Linked DNA regions of Mus musculus: region 1 is linked to region 2. The links are chromatin loops, found by intact Hi-C in ENCODE. Cell type or tissue: heart. All regions are shown on one strand. Links, peaks and the distances in the headings refer to the core of each region. The heading gives the core; the rest is flanking DNA. Region 1 holds the start of Lima1 (LIM domain and actin binding 1). Region 2 holds the start of Gm25897 (a small nuclear RNA gene).

Region 1 (11,823 bases), core at 2,207-10,206, 74 kb after region 2:
GTGAGCCTGAGCCAGCGATGTACTGTTAGTACAAAACTATCCTTGCTTATGCTAAACTTACAGTCCACGTGATTTTATTTTCTACACTGGAGCATGTGAAGAATACAAGGGCAAGATTCTTACTATAATCCAAGAGGTTGATCCACACGGCTGGAGAGGTCATTTAGAAAGACTCTGCCTGTTTTGATTTTTTTAAAGATTTATTTATTATTATATCTAAATACACTGTAGCTGTCTTTAGACACTCCAGAAGAGGGAGTTAGATCTTCTTACGGATGGTTGTGAGCCACCATGTGGTTGCTGGGATTTGAACTCAGGACCTCTGGAAGAGCAGTCAGTGCTCTTAACAGCTGAGCCAACTCTCCAGCCCCGACTCTGCATGTTTTAAAATGAGTTCTCTTTACTCACTCAAGTTCTGGAATAATCTTTCTGAATTGACCGTGTTCTAAACCTAGAAGATACAGGCCTGAAGCTGAGGTAACCATCAGGAACCACCGAGCTGAGCCCTCATTGATGCTTCCAAGGTTGTGGGATTTTCAACTTGGGAGAAGTTGTGTCACCTGTCCCATATTACAAGAGACAAAAAGGCTGCAAAATAAGTGTTTTGGGTTTTGTTTTGTTTTGGTTTTTTTTTTTTGTCTTTGTTTTTGTTTTTTCAAGACAGGGTTTCTCTGTGTAGCCCTGGCCTGGCCTAGAACTCACTCTGTAGACCAGGCTGGCCTTGAACTCACTGAGATCTGCCTGCCTCTGCCTCTCGAGTGCTGGGATTAAAGGTGTGCGCCACTCAGGTAAGTGGCATGATCTTACTTATATACCACCAGATGAACAACTCATACCTTTTAAAAAGTTGTGTGTGCACGTGAGTCAGATGCCGTGCGGCTGGAGTACCCCAGTATGGAGAACAAAACAGCTCCCCAAAATGTTTTAAAGTGATAGGACGTCATAGCACATGCTAGTAGTTGCACTCTTGTTGGGTGAGACCCCCCCTACTTTTAATGAAAAACAAGTTTTCATTCAGTCACCAAATAATTTGAGTCTGGAGAGATGCTCAGTGGTTAAGAACCTTTAAGCTCTTCCTTCCAGAGGCCCCAGGCTCCATTCCCAGTACCCACATCAGGCAGCCTGAAACAGCCTATAAATCTAGATCTGGGGAAATCTGATGCTTTTGGCCTCTTTGGGCACCCGTATTCCCATGCGCAACTGCCCCACCCCAGGTGTACACATAGTCAAAGATAAAAATAAATCCTAAAGATGTTTTTGACTCCCAGACCTTTTACACCCAGCCACAGAACAGAACATTGGGACGATCCCTCTAAAGGTACCATTTACCAAAAAACCTCAACCTCGATAATAAAGCAGAAACTACATAAAGCCACTAATTTGTTACTAGAAGCCTCAAGAGCCTGTGTTAAGTGACTTAGCGCACCTTGAGGTTACTGTGCACAGTCTGCAATGGAGTGTTTTACCTTCCTATAGAAAGCACAGTTAAAGACCCCAGCAATCTTCTAGAGGTTTGTCTCTCTCTTTTTTTTTTTTTTTGGTTTTTCAAGACAGGGTTTCTCTGTGTAGCCCTGGCTGTCCTGGAACTCACTTTGTAGACCAGGCCGACCTCGAACTCAGAAATCCGCCTGCCTCTGCCTCCCGAGTGCTGGGATTAAAGGTGTGCGCCACCATGCCCGGCAGTTAGTCTCTTCTTGCATAAATTAGGTTAGGGACAAAGCTAAGCATTTTCTACCTGTAGAATGAGCACTCTTCCATTGAAACGAAAGTCACCTATCCTGCGGTAACATGGAATGAAGAAAGCTTGGAAACTGGAGCCCAGCTTGATGCCGCAGCTTGATGCCGCAGGAGGTAAAGGTTCCTGGCATCAAGCATGGCAACCTACTCAATCCTCAGGACCCACACTGTGGAAGACAGGGCTAATGATTCCCTAAGTTGTCCTCTGATAGCCACAGGCATGCCATGGTGTGCATTCGCACATATACACACATACTCTCTCTCACACACACATACACATACCCACACATATACACACGCACACTCACATATATACACACATATACACATGCATACACACACTCACATATGCATATAGACATACATATACACACATACAAACATACACACATACACTCATATACACACACTCACACACATACTCACATACACTCACATACATATACACACACACTCACATATATACACACATATACACATACATACACACACACTCACAGACGCATACAGACATACATATACACACATACAAACATACACGCATACACTCATATACACACACTCACACACATACTCACATACACTCACATACATATACACACACACTCACACACAAACACACAGAAGCTCACATACACCTACATACTTACACACACACACATACAACACACACATTCATACACACACAAAATAAATCTAATTTAAAATTAAAACAAGGGGACATTCTCCCCCCCAATATGTAGTAAAGTATTCATTTATAGCAAAGATGTCTAGTGATCTCCCACACCCCATATTTCTCTCTATGTGTGTGTGTGTGTGTGCTCGCAGGTGTGTGCCTGTGTGTGGTGTGTATGTGTGTGCGTGTGTGGTGTGTGTATGTGTGTGTCTGACAAGTCTTTGGTGTGTGTGTGTGTGTGTATCTGACAAGCCTTTGGCATAGAATTTTAAAGTTAACTATACCTGATTACAGTTGATTGGTGGAACCCTCAGAAAAATTAAAATTATATTTAAAACATCCCAATAAAAATTTGTAGATATTCAAAATACATAATAAATGCAAAATAAACCTGATGCCTTTACAAAACTTTCTACAAAAGTGTTTCTCCAGAAAACACTTTCCAGGGCACAAAGGAGACAGGCCAAGCAACATCTAAGAAATATGCTCATTAAGCCTAACCACTCACACCAGTAAGACAGCTACCACACTCACTATTAACTCAAAGCCTTTATCTTAAAAGGTAAGACGGGGCCGGAGAGATGGCTCAGCGGTTAAGAGCAACGGTTAAGAGCACTGACTGCTTTTCTGAAGGTCCTGAGTTCAAATCCCAGCAACCACATGGTAGCGCACAACCATCCGAGATGAGATCTGCCCTCTTCTGGTGTGTCTAAAAGATAGCTACAGTGTACTTACATATACTAAATAAATAAATCTTTGAAAACAAAAAGGCAAGACAGATCCTATAAGAGTGACCAAATCATGTCGATCCGTTGTGTATTAATTAGGGCCTTGCTAAACAGTTAAGCAGTCAGGAACGGTGGTGAAGACCACACCTACATTGTGTGGTCTTCTGGAGGATGCTCACAAGAGGAGTGGGACTTCAAGTCTAGCCTCTGCTACATAACAACCTGAAGCTGAGCTCCATGAGACATAATCCCAAAACCTCAACAAAACACCTATGGTCAAAAGAAGAGTTTTCAAAGGTGACCACTAGTCTCAGATCACCAGATCATCAAACGCCTCAACGAATCCTCCCAGGCTCAGAAGTTCCCCCTAATTGGCATAAGACAGGACATGCTTTATACTCTGTGAGTGCGTTAAACACAGCCTCTTACATATGCTAAACTCACTCTCCACCACTGAGCTACACCCAGAGTCAAAACAAATATATTCAAAACAAGGCATTTGAAGGGCACCTCCACAGCCAACAGTGTCTCCACTGTTAATAGAGTTATTTTCACTTCTGAGCCTTCTCTTCCTACAATTATTAGGTTGAAACTTGGCCCCACCTTTAACTAGAGTCGGGAACAAAGCCTGAATGTACCAAGTCAAACAAAGTTATACAATGAGGTCATTTTTACAAAATGGCACTGCTTTGCTCACATTGACGACGGGCGGCGTACTGTCTCGGCCCAGTGACTCTACTTACAGATCAGGGACTACCTGATAACTCTGCTTCTGAGTCTAACACATTAGCAGTGAGAACCACTGCTCCACCCACCTACTGAATTGCTGGAGAATTAAACAGGCTCTAATCCCATTTTCAAAAGACTATAGAGTTGACTGACCAAAGACAAGGCAAGAAATTGGAGTGGTGTAAGTATACGGCAATGGGGTACTTCCCTAGCATGCACATGCCCCAGGGGTTGATACCTCCATGTAAATTGGGAGGTTTTCCGAGGCCGAGTGGAGGGAGAGAGAGAGAGAGAGAGAGAGAAGAAATACCAAAACAATAACAGCAAATGATTTCACCAATACTATAGGTTGTATCTGTGGTGTTGCCTAACCATCTATCTCACTGTAGGCTCTTTAAGGGTAGGAGCTTTTGCAACTTTGAATCCACAAAAGAATGGGCATAAAAGTCACTGGGAAAAAAAATGTTTTGTCCCCTCAAGAATTCCTAACATAATTTAGTACCATGTTACCTTGTTGAACCAATGCACATATATGTGCATGCAGACCTTTAAAAAGAGCTAAGCTTTTTCAGGCTGGGAAGATGGCTCATCAGGGAAAAGGTGCTTGCCATGAAGCCTGATGCACTGAGTTCAAACCCTGGAACCCGCAGGGGTTCCAGGAAGAATCCTGGAAGAAAAGAACAGACCCCACAGTTCTCATCTGACCTACATTCAATGCACATGCCATGGCGCATGCGCACACGCGCGCATGCACACACTATAAATGTAAAAAAGCAAAAGAAGGAAAGAAAGAAAGAAAGAAAGAAAGTAAGGAAGAAAGAAAGAAAGGAAGGAAGAAGAAAAGAAAGAAAGAAAGAAAGAAAGAAAGAAAGAAAGAAAGAAAGAAAGGACGAACGAACTTCTCTGGGCTGGCAAGATGGCTCAGAAGATGAAAACCTTTGCTGCACAAGACTAAGGACCAGAGTTTGATCCTCAAATCCTAAGTTAGAGAGAACCAACTCCTATAAGCTGCCCTCTGACCTCCACAAGCCTACCATAGCACGATGGCTGGTATTCATGCACACACATCACACAAATGGTAATTTTTAAAATATATATATATATATATATATATATATATATATATATATATATATATATATATATATATATATATATATATATATATATATATATATATATTGAAGGTCAGGGACAGTGGAGCACACCTTTAATCCTAACATTCAAGATGCAGAGGCAGCCATATTTCAGGCAGCCAAAGCTAGATAGCCAGCTCAAGGCTAGTCAGGGATTCTCTGAAGAAGCAGAAAGAGGAAGAGAAGAAGAAAAAGGAGGGAGAGGAGGAGGAGAAGACAACGACTGAGGAGGAGTTGTTCTTTCCTGCTAACTCTATAGCTTTTTGAAGGCTGTCTAAACATGATCACACTTGGTCGTCCATAGACTAACTGGACTAGGTATTTGTACCAGTAACTATGTAGATACAAAGTAGCCCACTCACCCACTTCCGTGCCAAGGATGATCTGCCCTCCAAAGGTCAACGTCTTAAAAACATAACCTCACAGTCTTCGGCTAACTTGCAAAGTCAACAGAACCATTTGGATTAGGCAGATTTTTGAGAGCTGGAATTAGTTGCAAGACAATAGCAGATCAGTATCTCTCACCAGGATCAGCTAAACTCATTGTTGTGAGCACCAATAAGAAGGCTAGGACGGGTGCCAGATGGTTCGCTCCTAGCACCCACGACTTCGAGCTCCAGTGTGTGTGGCCAGGGGTGTACAGTTACCTAATATTAACACCTACGGATGCGAGTGAGCAGTGGATCCCAGCTCAAGTACACCATAGCGATTTGGGAAGGACACAGCAAGTAGGAACTGTTCGGAAGGATGTTAAGTCTTAACCAGAGTTCATCTGGAGGAATGGACGGGAGAAAAATTGGAAAAGGAACGGCCGCGTGGAAGAAGGAAAGAGTGGCAGGATTACCTCCCTAAGAGGGTGTTTTAACTTTTGATGAAATGCCACTTTCCCTCCATCCCGTGCGAGACCAGGGGCCCAGGCAGCGAAGTCTCAGTCCCTTGGACTTCCCAGAAGGGAGGGCGGAGCATGGGAGGCTCCTCCAACGTGGACCCCAAGGGGTGAGCCTCCTGCTCCTGCTACCCACCGCCTCAAAATACGCGGGGAGAGTGCGGGGCTCAGCAGGGTCTCCGCGCGCATGCAGGCTGCGGAGGGCGAGGCGAGAGGAAGCGCTTACCTGACTAGAAAGCCGTCGGGGCTCGGCGCTGCACGGCCACGGTCCTGCGCTCTGTCTGCCCAGCGCACCTGTCGCAACTGGGCTGCAGCACCTTCAGCTCCGCGGCCCCGCCCCGGCCCCGCTCAGAGCCCCGCCCCCTGCCGCGGAGGCGCGCCCGTCTCCCGCCTCCCGCGCGGCCTTGGAGCGAACGTGCTCGCTCCCGGCGGCGTGTTCAACTCGTGACCGGAGCGTCGCCCTAGTAGCGGTGGTGTTGCAGGAGGCGTGGCTCCTGTGTCAGCCTCCAACTTGGTCGTGTCCCCTTTCTGGCTCACCCTATCTCTCTCTGACTAGAGATTGCAGCAGTTTGATCTGAGACTCACCCAGAAATCTGGTCTAAGTGCAACTTCAGGGAAGTTCCTGGTGCTGTCGGGGTAAGTTCTGTGGAAAGGTATTTTAAGAGAGGCCATGCCCTGTGCTGCAAAGAGCTGCCAAAGAGGCCTGGCTCAGACTACATTGGATCACTTCACCTCAGTGGACCTGAGTTTCCTCAGGAAAGGATAGGATTAGATAAGAGTAGGTGGTGTCCAAGTTCTCCAAGAGCTATGGGTTTTGTTTGTTTGGTTTTTGGTTTTTTGTTTTTTTCAACAACGGGTGGTTTTCCTTCATTTTCTTTTGAGACAGAGGAGGGTCATCACATGTAGCTGAGATTAGCCTGGAACTCACAGTGTAGCTGAAGTGATCTTTGAGCTGTTGGCTCACAAAACTGCCCGTAACTCCAGCACCTGGGGAACCTGATACCATTTTCTGGCGTCCGTGAGGAACTGCACACACATCACACACTCACACACATATACATACTAATAAGATTAAATAAAAGTCTTTTTTAAAAGAGGCTCTAAGAGAAGGGTAGTAGCACACACCCTAGAGTGGGCTTGCACTTCTCAACAGTGTCTGCAAGACCTGTTTCTGTTTCTGCACTAGGAATGTGAGGGTCTGAATAGATCATGAGGAGACATAGCATGTGGCCATCCAGCCCTCAGATTCTTGGCTCCACCACCATTCCTCTCTGCACGAAGCCTTTTGATAGTATCCTTTCCTGAGGTCTAGTGACATACCAAACGAAAGGAATTCTGAGGCTTTTCATGTGAGTGTTGATTAGTATCATAAGGGCCAGTGGTAGAAAGATTTGTTCAACTCCTAAAGCAGTCACTGGCAAAGGGCACAGGACATGTGGCCTTTATCCTGGCAACTGAGGTAGGATGGTTGCCTTGAGTCCCTGGATGTCCAGTGTTACAGAGTGAGAATAACCCAAAAGGAACAAAACAAGAAACCTACAAAAAGCTGTTGATGAACAAGTTTTAAGGAATTGAGCCATTCACCAAGGATAGAATATCATTCAAAAATCTAACCTAGACTGATTTCTGGATAAATGTACTAAAGAAGCAAATTAACTTTATTCGAAGATTAAAAGGGTTTTGTTTTTGTTTTTGTTTTTTTAAACGGGAAATCAGCAAACTTCTCTAACAGCTTGGGAAAGGAGCTTCATAAGCCGAACAAGGAAGTAATGATATTGGCTTTGCTTTATTTGATACGGTCACATGGCAGCTCCCTAGTTATATAACCAATTGACTGGTTGGCTATCTGTGAATGGCTGTCTCGATTCAGAATTAATCAGTTAGAAGGACTTTCTGGTACAAAAATAACCTTAGGCTAATGGCCTGCTTATTTTGTGTTAACACCATTAAACATGAATAATCCAAGGCCTGAGAACTGGTCACCACCCACAATGGGCCCTCGTACCCTTGATCACTGATTGAGAAAATGCCTTATAGCTGGATCTCATGGAGGCCTTTCCTCAAGGGAGGCTCCTTTCTCTGTGATAACTTCAGCTGTGTCAAGTTGACACACAAAACCAGCTGGGACAGGAGAATGTTAAAGAGGATGTGTTACCAATATGGGACCGGACTTCAACAAACTCACTCTGTTGTATACGGAATCCCCTCAATAGAAAACACAGGACCGAGCCAATTAGGAGTCCATTCTCCACAACAACAGCAACAGCAGCAACAACAACAACAAAAATGTGTAGCCTGGGGGCTGGTGAGATGGCTCAGTGGGTAAGAGCACCCGACTGCTCTTCCGAAGGTCAGGAGTTCAAATCCCAGCAACCACATGGTGGCTCACAACCATCCGTAACGAGATCTGACTTCTTCTTCTGGAGTGTCTGAAGACAGCTACAGTGTACTTACATATAATAAATAAATAAATCTAAAAAAAAAAAAAATGTGTAGCCTGTGTTGGGGTTTTGGCTCTAAATCTTGTTTCAGCCGCTTTCCTACTAGACCACTAACTTAACTCCCAAAGGGCCTTTTTGAAAGTATAGGTGGTAGAACACCACAGGGGGCTTGTATTTGCAAGTGCTAATGATAAACTATCAGGATTTCCTTTTAAAGATTTACTTATTTATTTTATGTATATGAGTACAACTATAGCTGTCTTCAGACACACCAGAAGAGGGCATCGGATCCCATTACAGATGGTTGTGAGCCACCATGTGGTTGCTGGGAATTGAACTCAGGACCTCTGGAAGAGCAGTCAGTGCTCTTAACCACTGAGCCATCTCTCCAGCCCCCCAACTATCAGGATTTTATGAGTCAGTTTTTTAGTAAAACCATTCTTAAGAATCAAATTTTGGGCCAGCAAGATGCTCAGCTGGTAAAAGCGCTTGCGGTGCAAGCTTGGGTGCCATCCTTGGGAGCCTCTGTGGACACACAGGAATAACTGCTACAAGTCATGTTGTGACCTCTGTGTGTGTGCCAACGCATTTCTGTACTGGTATACACATGCACACACCATGTGTGCGTGAGCACACACACACACACGCCACGTGCAGGACTTCATTTATTGCTTTTAAAACATTTCCTAGACCAATAGCCAGCAAATTTTTTTTTTTTTTTAAAGATTTATTTATTTATTGTAAGTACACTGTAGCTGTCCTCAGACACTCCAGAAGAGGGAGTCAGATCTCGTTACGGATGGTTGTGAGCCACCATGTGGTTGCTGGGATTTGAACTCCTGACCTTCGGAAGAGCAGTCGGGTGCTCTTACCCACTGAGCCATCTCACCAGCCCCAAATTTTTTATATATATATATAAAAAAGCCAACTACTAACAGGTTGTAGTGATAAATTCCTGTAATCTCAGCACTCAAGAGGCAGAAGCAGGCCTGAGTTCCAAGCCAGCCTGGGCTACATAGTTCCAGATCAGCCTGGGATACACAGGGAGGCAGTGTCCCAAACAAAGTAGTCAACTAGGAAATATTGTAGATTTGTCTAACACATTGTCTCTGTAACAGTTATTCATCTCTTACTACAAAAGTGACCGCAGACCACACAGAGAGGATGGACATGGCTGTGATCCAATAAAGCTTTATTTATTTGCGGACAAGGTCTTGTGACTTCCCCTGTAGCCGGCTATGACTTTGGCCTTCTGAGCTCCCTGTTTCCACAGGGGCTGGGAGTATAGGTATGGCTCCAGCCCGTTGTTGTGGTTTGTGCAGTCCTGGGGATCAAAGTCAGGGTTTTGTGTGTGTTCGCAAGCACTCTACCAGCTGAACTACACCCTCAGCTTCAGGCTTAACTCGTGGAAGCAAGCTGCATATGGGAGAGACAATGTTAATGAAGCGGATCGGAGTGGAAGGGCAGCTAGAGCAGCCACTGCGGTAAGAAGCACAAGAAACTGGGCTGCTGTTGGTAAGCTCCCATATGCTTCCGTACAGTACTGTTGTCACTGATCAATGCGTGAGTTCTAATGTTCTTTCTATCTTACTGAGTAAGCTAAATGAAGATGCCCGCCAATGCCCAGATCTGAGCTGTATTCTCTTGGAGGAGAAGCACTCATCTTCTTAGCCGAGTCATATAATAATCAAACACTTATTCATAGACTAAACATCATTGGAAAAAGTATTATTAAAACATGTTGTTGTTGGCTTGGGTTTTCCAAGACAGGTTTCTCTGTGTAGCCCTGGCTGTAGACCAGGCTGGTCTTGAACTCGGAGCTCCAGCTGCCTTTGCTTCTCAGGTGCTGGAATTAAAGTTAGCCCGGCATCGGACTGCTGTGTTTTGTATTGTTTTTGACAGGTGTGGTGACATATGTCTTCAGCCCCTGCGTCCTGGAGACAGATGCAGCTGGCTCTCTGAATTGGAGGCCAACCTGGTCTACAAAGTGAGTGCCAAGCCAACTGAGGCTTCATGGTGAGACTGTGTCTCAAACAAACAAACAAAATCCAAGTTTGTAGCTAGCAAGTTGACTCAGTGGAAAAGGCGTTAGCTGCCAAGTCTGATGCCTTGGGTTTGAACCCTGGAACCACGTGATGGAGGATCAAGCCCAGAAAGTTGTCTTCTGATTTCCATACACTTGCTGTATGATTTCCATACGCCTGCTCACGTGGACATGCCTATGTCTGTGCCAGAAACAAAACAAAACAAAAACCAAAGAAGCATGGATGAACGTGAGTGCAGTTTACTGTTGTTTCTCTGGTACTCAAGAGATCAGGATCTCCTATAAGCTAGGCAAACACTCTACCACTGAACCACATCCCTAGAATGTGATATTTGGAAAGATTATGAGAATTCAATATTATATTACAAGAGTCAACTCACAACTTTTCGGTCAGTGTAAACTAGACAGAAATACTGACATATCATTATCATAGGCCTTTATCGGCTAGCAAAAGGGACAATAGAGGTGGCTGCCCACGTTCACAAGTGCCACAGGATCAAACCTGTCTGCTTCCACGGTGTGGCCTTAGCCTTTTCTGGCTGCCCCAGGACGGTAATACAGACTTGTTCTTGATTCCTGTCATAACTGAAAGGGAAACTTCCATACCCTGTCTGGAGCCCTTGGTGCTCGGCAGATGGAGGAAGACCCCTCAGATTCCTTGTGCCCGGAGCCCACTCAGGTGGCACCAACCTTGACTTCCAGGTGGGAAGGGACAGCTGTAAGGTCTGCGTCATAAATCTGAAGGTAACCTGGGAGGAGCTGCCGGTGGTGGCTAGTGTCACTGCTGCCATTGAAAAACCCGCTGCTGACAGCACTGCCTCCTCCAGGAGTGCCAGCTACCGCTGGACCCACGTCAGTTGCTGACTGTTCACTCCTGGGACCTTTACTAACCTAATCCAAGCAGCCTTGCAGGAGCTACAGCTTCTGGTGCTGGCTGGTCTAGGACTGACCACAAGCTCTTCACAGAGTTGTCAACCTGCCTACCTTCTCTCCTCCATGCTGTGTGGACACACTGCTGTCCCCCACAACAGCCCCAGGTCAGTGGGTAAACTGTAACCCAAGAAGTTCTGCACATAGCAGACATGTGACCCCATGTCCTGTGAGCACCCATGGGAAGCCATGCCTGCTCTCCATTTCCATGGAGATCCTGAAGAGACTGAGAAGGAAGAGGAGCCCACTGCCGGAAAGGCTATAGCCAAGGAGTTTCAGGGACTGGAGAGATGGCTCAGTTGTCAAGGGCACTGACTGCTTTTCTAGAGGTCCTGAGTTCAATTCCCAATAGTGGAATTAATCCCAAGGTTAGTACTTTTAGTGACTAAAGGTTAGTACGTGGGTCACACATGTTCATCTGACCCCAGCCATCTGTAATGGGACTGATATCCTCTTCTGGTGTGTCTGAAGATAGTGACAATGTACTCACATGCATAAAAAAAATTTTTTTTTAAT
Region 2 (11,823 bases), core at 1,952-9,951:
TGGTCTACAAAGTGAGTTCTAGGCCAGCCTGGGCTACAGAGAGAAAACCTGTCTCGAAAAACAAAAAAACAAAAAAAAAAAAAACAAAAAACAAAAAAAAAAAAAGAAAAAGAAAATCAGAGGTGGTAAGAGCCAAGTCAACCCCAAACCTTTTTTTAAAAATGTATTTATTTTTATTTATATATGAGTACACTGTATCCGTTTTCATATACACACACAAAAAGAGGGCGTCAGATCCCATTACAGATGGTTATGAGCCACCGTGTGGTTGCGGGGAATTGAACTCAGGACCTCTGAAAGAGCAGACAGTACTCTTTAACGCCGAGCCATCTCTCAAACCTTTTATCTTTGAGAAATCAGGCTTAAAATACTCCAAAACAGGATAAAAGTATGAAAATTTAGCACTTAAGTAGAAAAAAATCCTTAGGCCTTTAAAATGTTCTTCCAAAATTAATCCATCTCTCTTGAACAACCTCTGTCAAAGTAAAACGTCAAGATCTGCTTATGTAGCTTCGGACTTGGAAGAGTCTGGTACAGAAACAGGATAAGTTCAATGAGAGAAGTGTTGTTAAAAATATTCTTTCAGTGAGGGCTGGAGCAATGGCCCAGCAGTTAAGAGTGCTGGCTACTCCTCCAGACCCAAGGGATCTAATGCCATCTTCTGGCCTTGATCGATACTACAGGCTTGTGGTACACAAATGTATTTCAGGCAAACACCCATGCACAATAAATGAAAACCTCAAAAATTAAAATATTCTTTTTCTCTCATGTTAACCATATTTAATTTCTTTTTCTTTTTGGCTTTTCAAGATGAGGTTTCTCTGTGTAGGCCTGGCTGTCTTGGAACTCACTCTGTAGAACTCACTCTGTAGACCAGGCTGGTCTTGAACTCACAGAGATCTGCCTGCCTCACCCTTCCTAATGCTGGGGTTACCGGTGTGTGCCACCACTGCTGGCTAACAGTGTTTAACTTCTCCCTAAACTATGAATGTGTGAAGGGTGTTCCAGCACCAGCCCTTAGCACCCAGACCCTGATGAGATTGGTTGCTAGGTTTGGTACATTCTCTACAGACGATAGCAGGGGGAGGAGGACCCCGCCACAGAGCTCGGAGCAAATGCTTACAGGTGTCATCTTCAGCAGGGACAGAGAGGGCCACTAGACTATTCTCAGTTGTAGAAACCTACAAGAATAAAAAAGATTAAGGAGGATTAAGAAGCGCATTAAAAATACAAGCGCAAACCGGTGCCAGTTCCATAAAATCCTGCTGACTCCAGTTAGTCACTGGCAGCCTGCAGGGAAGTAACGGCCCCAGAACAGCTGAGCATTTAAACAACAGGCAGCAAAATGTCTTTTATGAGGATATTAACGTGCCTCTCAATTACAGAGGAACACTAGAGCAGACAGCACTCAGCTGCCAAGCCGGTATCATCTCCCTCATAAAGAACTTTCACGCCATATCTTAGGAAGAACACCCCCCCCCCCCGGCATTAAGAACAACCCCCCCTCAGATGGCGCCAAGTACACTCCGTGGCAAGGGAAAGGAAAGTATTTAAACCCAGGGGTTATTCTTACTCTTATTTTCCTGTTTTTTATGGAAAGGTTGAGACTTGGGAGGTGGAGGCAGGGGAATCAGGAGTTGAAGATAACCCCCTGCTATGTTGTGAGTTTGATGATAACCTGGGCTACAGTATACCATGTCTTAGAGGGGAGGGGAGGGGAGGGGAGGGAAGGGGAGGGGAGGGGAGGGGAGGGGAGGGGAGCAGAGCCAGTCTTGGAGAGTGGGCTCATTTTAAAGACTCAGATTTAATTCCCAGCACCTACATGGTGTCTCACAATCATCAATACAATACTCTAGTCTCAGGGGATCCAGCAACCTTTTATGACCACTTCAGGTGTCAGGAACAAACATGGTGTATAGACATACACACGCGCGCGCCCGTGCGTGTGCGTGTGTGTGTGTGTGTGTGTGTGTATGGGAAAACAGACCAAAACACTGCCATACCTTGGTGAAGGGTCGGGGTTGGTGTGTGTGTGTCTGTGTGGGATCAGGTTGGGGAAGAACAATAAAAACCAACAAAAAACTTCCAGTTTTTTTTTTTTTTAAACAAGAAGCAGACCCTATGTAGAGGTATATATCTCTTCCTCAGAAGCCATCAACTTTACATAAAAGTGTATATATATATATATCACTTTTATTTTTAAGTATATATATATCAAGGTCTTTAATGAGCTGAATACATTCACAATGGAGACTAGGTGGCTGGCCGACCACACCTGAATGCCAGCATTCCCCCCCTCCCACCCCCAGTCTCTTTTCACTACAGGAATTCTGCCTTGGCAGAGGATAAATCAGAAAAATCACAGTTGACGTTTAGCGAGTGTTTACTATATGCCAAGTATCGCACTGATGGCCTCACATGCAGCATTTCATTTGATGACATGAAATACTTTTCTCTGAAAGCCGTGCTTGGTTATAAAGAGGCCATTCCTGCTGGCAGGTTGGCACATGCCCGTAATCTCAACACTTGAGAAACCACAGAGAGAGGAGGGGCCAGAAATTCAGGGTCATCCTTGCTAACACAGCCTGTGCTACATGAGACCCTGTGACCCAAAACCAAAACCAAACAAGATGCTCAGCTCTTGAGAATCTGTAGGTACACCTTTCCTGGGATATTCTCTCCCCTTGAATCCGGTCCCCTTGAACCTGTGGGGGTACACGTAACGCTGACATCACTGCCCACCGGCAGACAGAGGTCATGAACTCAGAAACTTCCAGGCAGGAGTATCGGAGACCATGCTCAGACATCTCCTTGAAGGAAGAATAGCAGCTTGACAAAGCATGGTATTTCAAGAAAGTTTCCTTGGGGCTGCAGAGGTGGCTCTGCAGTTACGAGCACTGGCTGCTCCTTCATAAGACCTGGGCTCAATTTCCAGCAACCACGTAGCGGTTCCAGATGATCCAAGGCAGTCTTCCATTCCCAAAGGATAAATATCGCCCCCTCCCACTTGTGTGTGTGTGTGTGTGTGTCTGTTTTGCTTTCTTAAAGAACAGCTCCTATAGCACCAGAGTCCTTTTGCAGCAGACCGAAGTTTAAAACTGTGCTTAGGCACTGCTTAGCACGTGGTGGCGAGGTGCGCACCAAGGCTCTGAAATCCCACAGACTTGGACACAGTCATGTTCGCAGACTCACAGGTCGTGCGGGAAGAGTATCTGTTCTCTGCCCCTTCCCTCCCCACCCACTCTCCCAGTTATGATTCACTGCACCCCGTGCTCCTTTAGGCTGTAATTAAAATGTTCTGATCTTGCCGTTCAGCCTAGAGTTCTCATTTCAAATCAAACCAGCAGGAGGACAATCAGGAATTAAGCACAAAACACAGAATTAAAACCACGTGACCATGATTTTCCAGATAAGTATTTCTTCAGAGACGCCCCTTAGGTAACAAAGCAGGGAGGCATTTCAATGCTGCGGATTTTTTTTTTTTTTTTAATTTACAGACTATAAGGAAAATTCCAAACATATCTGCTGGTTATATTTGAGAAACAGCTTTCACTAGGCAGGCATGGGGAACTACACCTTTAGTCTCAGCAGTCAAGAGACAGAGACAGACATATCTCTGTAAGTTTCAGGCTAGCCTAGTCTACCCAGCAATTCCAAGCCATCCACGACTACAGGGAGAGAACTTGTCTCAAAAACATTTAAAAAAAGAAAGAAAGAAGAAGAGCCCACTTATACAGTTTATTGTTTATCTTATTATAAGATCCTTTTATTTTCTATGTAGGAGTGCTTTGCCTGCATGTATGTATGTGCACTATGTATGTTCAGAAGAGGGTGCTGGCTCCCCTGCAATTGGAGTTACACACAGTTGTGAGCTGCTATGTGGGGGCTAGGAATTGAACCCTGATCCTCTGAAGAACAGCCAGTGCTCTTAGCTATGGAGGCATCTCTCCAGCCCAGTCTGACATTGATTTGAGGAGTCTATGGTTGCCAAGTATGCTGTCTACATAAAGTTGTTACCTGCTACAACTAAGTTGTCCCTCTAATTGTGATTTGCTGAAACAGTCCCCATGCCTTCCCACCGATGTCTGATCGGCCTAGAAGGCTTTTCCAGATCTTGCCCTGGCCTCTTCCTTCTGCCTGTCTCTCATTCCTGACTATTTACGCGAATGCCAAATCAATCAAACAGCCATTCCTAAGAGGTCAGTCCAGGTCTCTGCACTCAGCTATGCCTGCGTGTGTCTATTCTTCTTCTTCTTCTTTTAAAATGCCACTTCTCCACACCCTTGGCCTATTCCTGCACATTCCTCAAGGCGTGGCTCAGACACCATTTTCCTGAAGAAGTCAGTTTAGCTAGCTCTGAACTCCTTGGCCCTACCATCTCGCAGGGAACCTACCATAATGATTCTTGATAGTTAACATGCTGGAGGGCTAGCCTGATAGTGTTCCTGCACATGAAGGCCACATGGCTTGGGGAGGAAGTGGGGGAGGGGAGGGAGGAAGGGAAAGAGAGAGAGAGAGAGAGAGAGAGAGAGAGAAGAGGGGAGGGAGGGAGGGAGAATCTGAATAAGAATAAAGGTTTGTGTGCTATTTTTCTGTTTTTTTTTTTAAAGATTTATTTTATTATTATATCTAAGTACACTGTAGCTGTCTTCAGACACACCAGAAGAGGGCATCAGATCTTATTAAGGATGGTTGTGAGCCACCATGTGGTTGCTGGGATTTGAACTCATGACCTTTGGAAGAGCAGTCAGTGCTCTTACCCTCTGAGCCATCTCTCCAGCCCCCGCTATTTTTCTGTTTTAAACAGACTCACGCTTCTCTGGTCTTTGCTTCCTTCATTGCTTCTAGGGTTACTGGTATTTGCTACTGTACCTGGCTTAGCCTTTCGTTTAGCCCCCATTATGTTAATTAATTGTTATATGTGTGGAGTGAGGACATACTACAGCACACACTGGGAGGTCAGATCTCTCTTGCAGGAGTTGAATCTCTCCTTCCATGGTGCTAGTGCTGGGGATTGGACTCAGGTCCTCAGCTTTGCCTGCACAGCCCTTCTCTGGGAAGCTGACTGGTTGGCCCGGCCTTTAGTTTCTAAGCTTTGCATTTCCTATGCTTCTTAACAAACCGCCTAGGATTCTAAACGGCCTCGAGTGAGCCCTGGAGATGTAACTCAGTAGTAGAACACTTGCCTAGTGTGCGCACTGCCTTGGGTTAATCACTACTGTAGCAAAGCCAAGACCAAACAAATAAGAGTGTTGTCAAGGGCTGGAGAGATAGCTCAACGGTTAAGAGTACTACTGTCTGATCTTCCAGAGGTCCTGAGTTCAATCCCCAGTAACTACATGGGGGTCTTACAACCATCTATAATGGAATCTGATGCCCTCTTCTGGCATGCAGGTGTATATGCAAATAGAGCACTCAATAAATAAATAATTAAAAAAAAATTTTTTTTTAAAGAGTAATGTCAAAAGCTTGTAGTCTCGGTGATTTAAAAGGCTGAGGCAGGAGGACTGCTGGAATGTACAAGTTCAAGATAAGCCTGAGCAACAAAGATCTGAAAACAAATTTAAAACAAAACAAGCAGGCTGGAGAGATGGCTCAGTGGTTAGGAACACTGGCTGTTCTTCCAGAGGTCTTGAGTTCAATTCCCAGCAACCCCACGGTGGCTCACAACCATCTTGTGGTGGCTTATAACCATCTTGTAAAGTGATCAGATGCCCTCTTCTGGAGTGTCTGAAGACAGCTACAATGTACTTAAAAATAAATAAATAATTCTTTAAAAAAAAAAAAAAAGACAAAAAAACCCACAAACCCAACCCTTTAAATATATATATATTTTGGTTTTTTGAGACAGGGTTTCTCTGTATAGCCCTGGCTGTCCTGCTGTCCTGGAACTCTGTAGACCAGGCTGGCCTTGAACTCAGAAATCCACCGGCCTCTGCCTCCTGAGTGCTGGGATTAAAGGCGTGCACCACCACGCCCGGCTTTAAGTATATATTTAAGAAGTATACCTGGGTGCTTTAAAGATAATATCTCAGGGCTGGAGAGATGGATTGAAGGTTTAAAGCCTTTGCTGTTCTTGCAGCGGACCCACATCTGTAACTCCTCCTCTGACTCTGAGGGCACCAGCCACTCACACGGTACACATACACACAACCAGGCAAACCATTATACACATTCAATAAAGTAAATCTCAAACAAGTTTTCAAAAATAAAAATTACATCTCTGGTCAGGGTTTTATAAACGGCTTTAGTTTTTTGCTTTCTGGGCATTTGCTGAGCAAAACAATTTTCCAGTGAAGACTCATTACTTGGTCAGCTATAAACTGCAAAGCTTCCTAACTGAAATTATGTGACCTGCAAAAATGACAATCTGCCCTGGCAGCTGCCACCAAATTCCTAGACGCTGCAGCCTAGAGTCAGACTTTCTAATTTTAACCACCTAATTTAGAACACATGCCTCCCTGGCGACTGGACACCGGCGTGCCGACCTACCTTGCTTCCTTCCTGATGGACGCTGCAGGCCTCGGGACCTGGGGGCACATTCTCCTTCTGTTCCCATTTATGAGTTTTGCTTTCACTGGTTTTCAGCTCATTCTACAAAATAAAAAATAACCCGTCAACTCAAAACGCCTACCATCCCAGTCTCTGCACAGCCATCCTTCAGACAGACGTGGCACGTTAAAAGAACGCATTCTTCTTCCTAGAACTCGGGTCAAATCAAACCCCCGTCACAAGCAAACCCGCTGACCAGTGAAACGACCAAAGCAGCCGTGCGGACGCATACCTCGGAGTTAAATATCTCTGTGCCTGTCTCAAACTGGATGCTCATCAGAAGACAGACACACCCACGTGGATGGACCCCCCACCCCCGGCCGCCCCCAGCACACACCACATTCTCGTGATTCTCTCTTCTAGCAGCACAGCTTGTGAAAGTGCAAAAGCCTGTGAGTGTTATCCAGAAAAGACCATTCTGGAGCAGAGAGAGAGGATGCCAAGTGCCAATAATTAAGAAAATATACTGACCATAGATACAAATGCCCGGCCTGGAAAGAAAGACAGGGATGATGGATACATATAAAAAACTGCAATTACACCAAGTGATACCATAAACACTCTTTTTCTACGGAGCTTTCGGAAGCAAGTTTTTCTCATAAGATTCATAAAAACACACTTTGACCAGTATTTCATAACAGAACCTCAACATTAAAAAAATAAACCAAACCCCATGTATTTGTGCTGCAGTGAGAACTCGGAGTAGGATGTGAACTAATTTACTAATTCAAAATAAAATCAACCAAGGGGGAGATGAAGATGGACTTGTCCTACCTCTACTGTGCCCCCACGTCCCTTTTCTCTTTCTGACAGGCTCTCACGTAGTTCGTGCTGGCCTCAGACTTACTATATAGCCAAGGATAACTCTGCAAATTTGGTGTCATCCTTGCGCAGGGGCCAGGCTAATCTTCTCTGTATCATTCCAATTTTAGTATATGTGCTGCTGAAGCTAGCGCAACTCTGAATTTTTGATCCCCCTGGCTACACCTCTCAAGCGCTAGAGCGTCACTGCATTTAGTTTCTTTGATGTGGCCCTGGTGGTTAAAATTAAGACTGTGCACTAGGCTACACTGACTGGGCTACATTTCCAGACCCTCTCTCTGAGTCTTTAGGCTCAGGAGGAAGGAAGCCATGTAAAGCCGCAGGGTTAACCAAAGTGGGCGGGGTGAGATTGCTACAGTCAGCTACTCCAGAGTGGGCAGTCTCTGCTCTGGAAGGGTGCCTATTAGAAAGACTGCAGGCTGCCGGACTGCACTAACTTACTGTCTGTCTGCCTGCCTGCCTGCCTGCCTGCCTGACTCTGAGCTCCCCTCTAAGCTGCTGCTGAGGACAGTTGTGTCCTGTGAGGAATTAGAGACATTCTTTGAGGATGAGATAAAACGTACTTTTCACAAGAATTTCCAAAGATTTCTCAACCCTCCCGGGAGTACTTATTTAGAGATAAGATCTCTGCAGCATGGCTGCCCGGGAAATGACTTCAAATGATCATCCATCTACACTGCTACACCCTTGAGGTTTTGTTCCATTTTAAGGGGGAGCTAAGGATGTATAGCTTAGCTGGTAGAGAGCTTGCCTTGCCTGGCATATATAAAGCCCCGGGTTCCATCCCCAGCACCCATAAAACCAGGTGTGGTCTCACAAGCTGAGAGCTGGGAGCTGGAGGCAGGAGGATCTGGAGTTCAAAACCCAGGCTTGGCTACACAGGCAGTTTGAGGTCAGCCTGGGATAAAGCAGACCATTTAAAAATGAACGAAACCCCGGCCAGGTCATCGGGAGGATGCTTTGCTACCGTCAGGCCTGCTGCTCCTTCCAGTGTACAAAATGCCAAAACAAAACAAAACAAAACAAACAAACAAAAAAACCAAGGTCACTGAACGGGTTCTCCTACCAGAGGAGTCACCTGGAATTTTTGTTTGCAGTAGGAAGGCACAGACAGACACCTCCAGTAAGAGGCAGGAAGCAAAGCTCCGCATCTCTGGATCTATGTTCTAAGGGAAGCCTAACTCCACTCACTTCTCATACTCAGGAAACCATGGGGTTTCTCTGTATCCGCGCACACATACCGTCTCTCACTAAAGCTACTGAGAAGAACCGGAGTAAGGGAGGAGGGTGTGTTCTCGTCTAGGAGGTGTGAAGCCGTGATTTTAATCAATCACGAAAGAAAAAGAAAGAAAAATCCTCGGAGAATTAGTCCTTCGGTACTACTGTGGGGAGAAAAGTTCTAATTTCTGGAATATGCATTATGAACTTGTATCTGTCCAGGAACAAATAAAACTCAGTATTCTTCTGGCTTTGTTAAGACCTTTGGCCATTAATAGATATTATGTTCTGAAATCACAGAAGGAATAAACATATGTATCCTTTAAAAATGAGAAGTTGGGGGCAGGGGGTGCCGGAGAGACAGCTCAGTGGTTAAGAGCACTGACTGCTCTTCTGAAGGTGCTGAGTTCAAATCCCAGCAACCACCTGGTGGCTCACAACCATCTGTAGTGAGATCTGACTCCCTCTTCTGGTGCGTCTGAAGACAGCTACAATGTACTTATATGATAAATAAATAAATAAATAAATAAATAAGAAGTTGGGCTAGAAGTTGAGTTTAATTCCCAGCAACCACATGGTGGCTCACAACCATTTGTAATAGGATCCGATGCCCTCTTCTGGTGTGTCCTAGGAGAACCACAATGTATTCACATATATAGAATAAATAAATCTTAAAAAAAAAAAAAAGAAGACAGACAAGGATGTGCTTCAGTCATTTCAGTACTTGGGAAGGAGGGAGGGAGGGAAGCTGAGGCAAGAAGAGCTCTGTGTATTTAAGGCGAGACTAGACTGACTGGGTCACAGAGTAAAATCATGTCTTAACCTTTAATCCCACCACTCTGGAGGCAGAGGCAGGCAGATCTCCCAGTTCCAGATCAGCCTGGTCTACAAGAGTGAGTTCCAAGACAGCAGACAAGGATGACAGGGTTGGGGGCCGGGGTGTGACCGAGTAGAAGAGCGTTTACATATATGTGCTTTGATTCTTGGCGTTACGGGGTTGGGAGACGTGGAATACTGAACTTTCCACTCATCAAGGATGCCATCTTCCAGTCAGTCCCAGTCCCCTCTTGCTAACACACCGTTCTTCCTCTGCAGGAAAGCATGACATCATAAGGAATAAAGACTGAGTAGACCACATAGAACTCCCTTATGTTGGGAATGAAATCCTGAGCCTCAGGCATGCTAGGCCAATGCCGCACCACGGAGCCACAGTCCCGGCTCGCACAGAATCTTCACATGAAATGCTTAGGCTGTGCCGGTCCAGGAAGGCAGGAAGCAAATTAGTGGGTGACTGACGGATAAGGAATTGCTTTGGGGGATGTCAGAAAGGTTCTGGACTTAAGAAAGCAGTGATAGTTGTACAACCTTATGAATATACTTTAAATCTCCAAAGTGTGGACTTGGATTTTTTTCCCCCCTGTGGAGCTAGGAATCAGACCCAGGGCCTCAAGCAAGCTAGGCAAAGGCTCTACCTCTGAGATGCATCCTTAGCTAGCCCGTGCTTCCAATAAAATGGTGATTTTATATTACATGAACAATATTTCAGTGAAAAACTTAAAAATACTCCACATCAATGCTCAATGCACTTACTGGTTTTCATATTTCCTATGATGCTCTTGAAAAGGGAAGTGAGATGAAGATATAGCCCAATGCAGCATGCTGGCCTAGCATATGCAAAGGCCTGAGCACCCACCACAAAACCAAAAGGAAGGCTCATAATAGATGTTCCTATTAAAGCTAATGAGCTGGGCAGTGGTGGCGCACACCTTTAATCCCAGCACTTGGAAGGCAGAGGCAGGCGGATTTCTGAGTTCGAGGCCAGCCTAGTCTATAAAGTGAGTTCCAGGACAGCCAGGGCTACACAGAGAAACCCTGTCTCAAAAAAACCAAAAGAAAAAGAAAAAAAACCAAAACAAAAAGCTAATGAAATAGCGTTCCTTCCTCGGCAACAATGACAAAGCCCAGCAGATGAGCCAGGAGAGGCTCATCTTGATATCACAGTGGGTGACATCACGGAAAATGAGCCAGGTCCGAATGTGCATGAGCTGGCAGAGCAGAATCAAGACCAGAAAATGGCTATGGCAGAGGGGTGGGGCTTATGAGAAGTGTGTCAGAGGTCAGCCCCCCCCCCCCCCAGGCATTTCCTAGCTGCAAGTTCTGTGGGCTGGCTGGAGGAATGAATAAGGACGGTGCATTGGTGCAGGACACCTACTGTGTAGCTGGCTGGGCTGCTCTGCTTGGACACTGCAGCCTGGTACTTGGCCATGCGGTCCTTTATGGAGGTTTCTGAGAGGCGTGGCAGCTCCAGATTCCTCTTACTCTCGTTTTTCTCCGAGTTGAATGCAGAGGAAGACAAATGACCTGGAAGTGTGGAAATAACACCCTTTGTTAGAGGACAAAAGGGATTCTAAGTCCCGAGTGACTACGATCTAATGCCTAGCTTTTTCTATTAGAAGTAGAAGGTGTAGTAGCTCTCATCTGTAATCCCAGCACTGGGGAGACTGAGGCAGGAGTGTCACATGTTCAAGGCCAACCTAGGCTACAGAGTGAGACCCTGTTTAAAAACCAAACAAGAAACAAAACCAACAACCAAAAGCACACACAAAAAGAAAATCAGAAATATAATTATCTTTCTTTTTAAAGATTTATTTATTTATTTATTTAATGTATATGAGTGTGCTGTTACTGTCTTCAAGCACACCAGAAGAGGGCACGGATCTTACAGATGGTTGTGAGCCACCATGTGGTTGCTGGGATTTGAACTCAGGACCTTTGGAAGAGCAGTTGGTGCTCTTAACCACTGAGCCCTCTCTCCAGCCCCCATAATTATCTTTCATAAGGTAACTTTAATTCACTCACTTTCCTAACATTGAAGGATCACCTTTACCACAGTTGTACTTTTGTACACTACACACACACACAATTTAAAAAATTTTTATTTCCTTATTTTTCTGTGGTGCTGAGACTCAAACTCAGGGTTTTGTGTACACTGAGTACCTGAGCTACGCTCCATCCCCAGCTCAGGATAAGCAATCTTGGTCGGGGACTCAATCCATCTACTGACGTCTTCCAGTTCAAGATAGCTATGGCAACAAAGCATCTATAGCCTTTCACCTGTCAGCCCAAGGACAGTTTAAAAATGCAAAGAGAGCAAACGGGCACAATGGGCTCCTGTCTCTAATCCCAGAACCGGAGAATCAGCAGTTCAAGGTCAACATTGGCTGCATAGGA

What was found. Hi-C counts contacts between places; a loop is a spot of excess contacts. Peaks named below come from ENCODE experiments on the same cell type or tissue, not always from the same donor. Only the 100,000 strongest peaks of a DNase experiment are listed, where the experiment ranks them.
Region 1: it touches region 2 in a loop (1.9-fold over the local background); 4 of 42 quality-filtered maps call a loop at or near these places.

The regions. Positions count from the first base shown.
Region 1 is chr15:99,869,215-99,881,037 of GRCm38, forward strand. It overlaps Lima1 (LIM domain and actin binding 1), which reads right to left and starts at 6,242. Exons shown (of 11, transcript NM_001113545.1): 1 at 6,119-6,242. It also overlaps the pseudogene Gm18095. In heart, for the core only: no CTCF peak of the experiment used is centred there; DNase peaks (open chromatin) are centred at 5,597 and 6,327; H3K4me3 peaks cover 1,554 bases; H3K27ac peaks cover 1,121 bases.
Region 2 is chr15:99,795,619-99,807,441 of GRCm38, forward strand. It overlaps Lima1 (LIM domain and actin binding 1), which reads right to left. Exons shown (of 11, transcript NM_001113545.1): 6 at 10,805-10,953; 7 at 6,493-6,594; 8 at 1,124-1,181. Gm25897 (a small nuclear RNA gene) reads right to left here and starts at 7,508; the gene lies at 7,402-7,508. RefSeq lists an enhancer at 11,458-11,823. In heart, for the core only: CTCF peaks have their summits at 5,388 (motif pointing left) and 7,636; DNase peaks (open chromatin) are centred at 6,473 and 7,783; H3K4me3 peaks cover 1,083 bases; H3K27ac peaks cover 2,265 bases.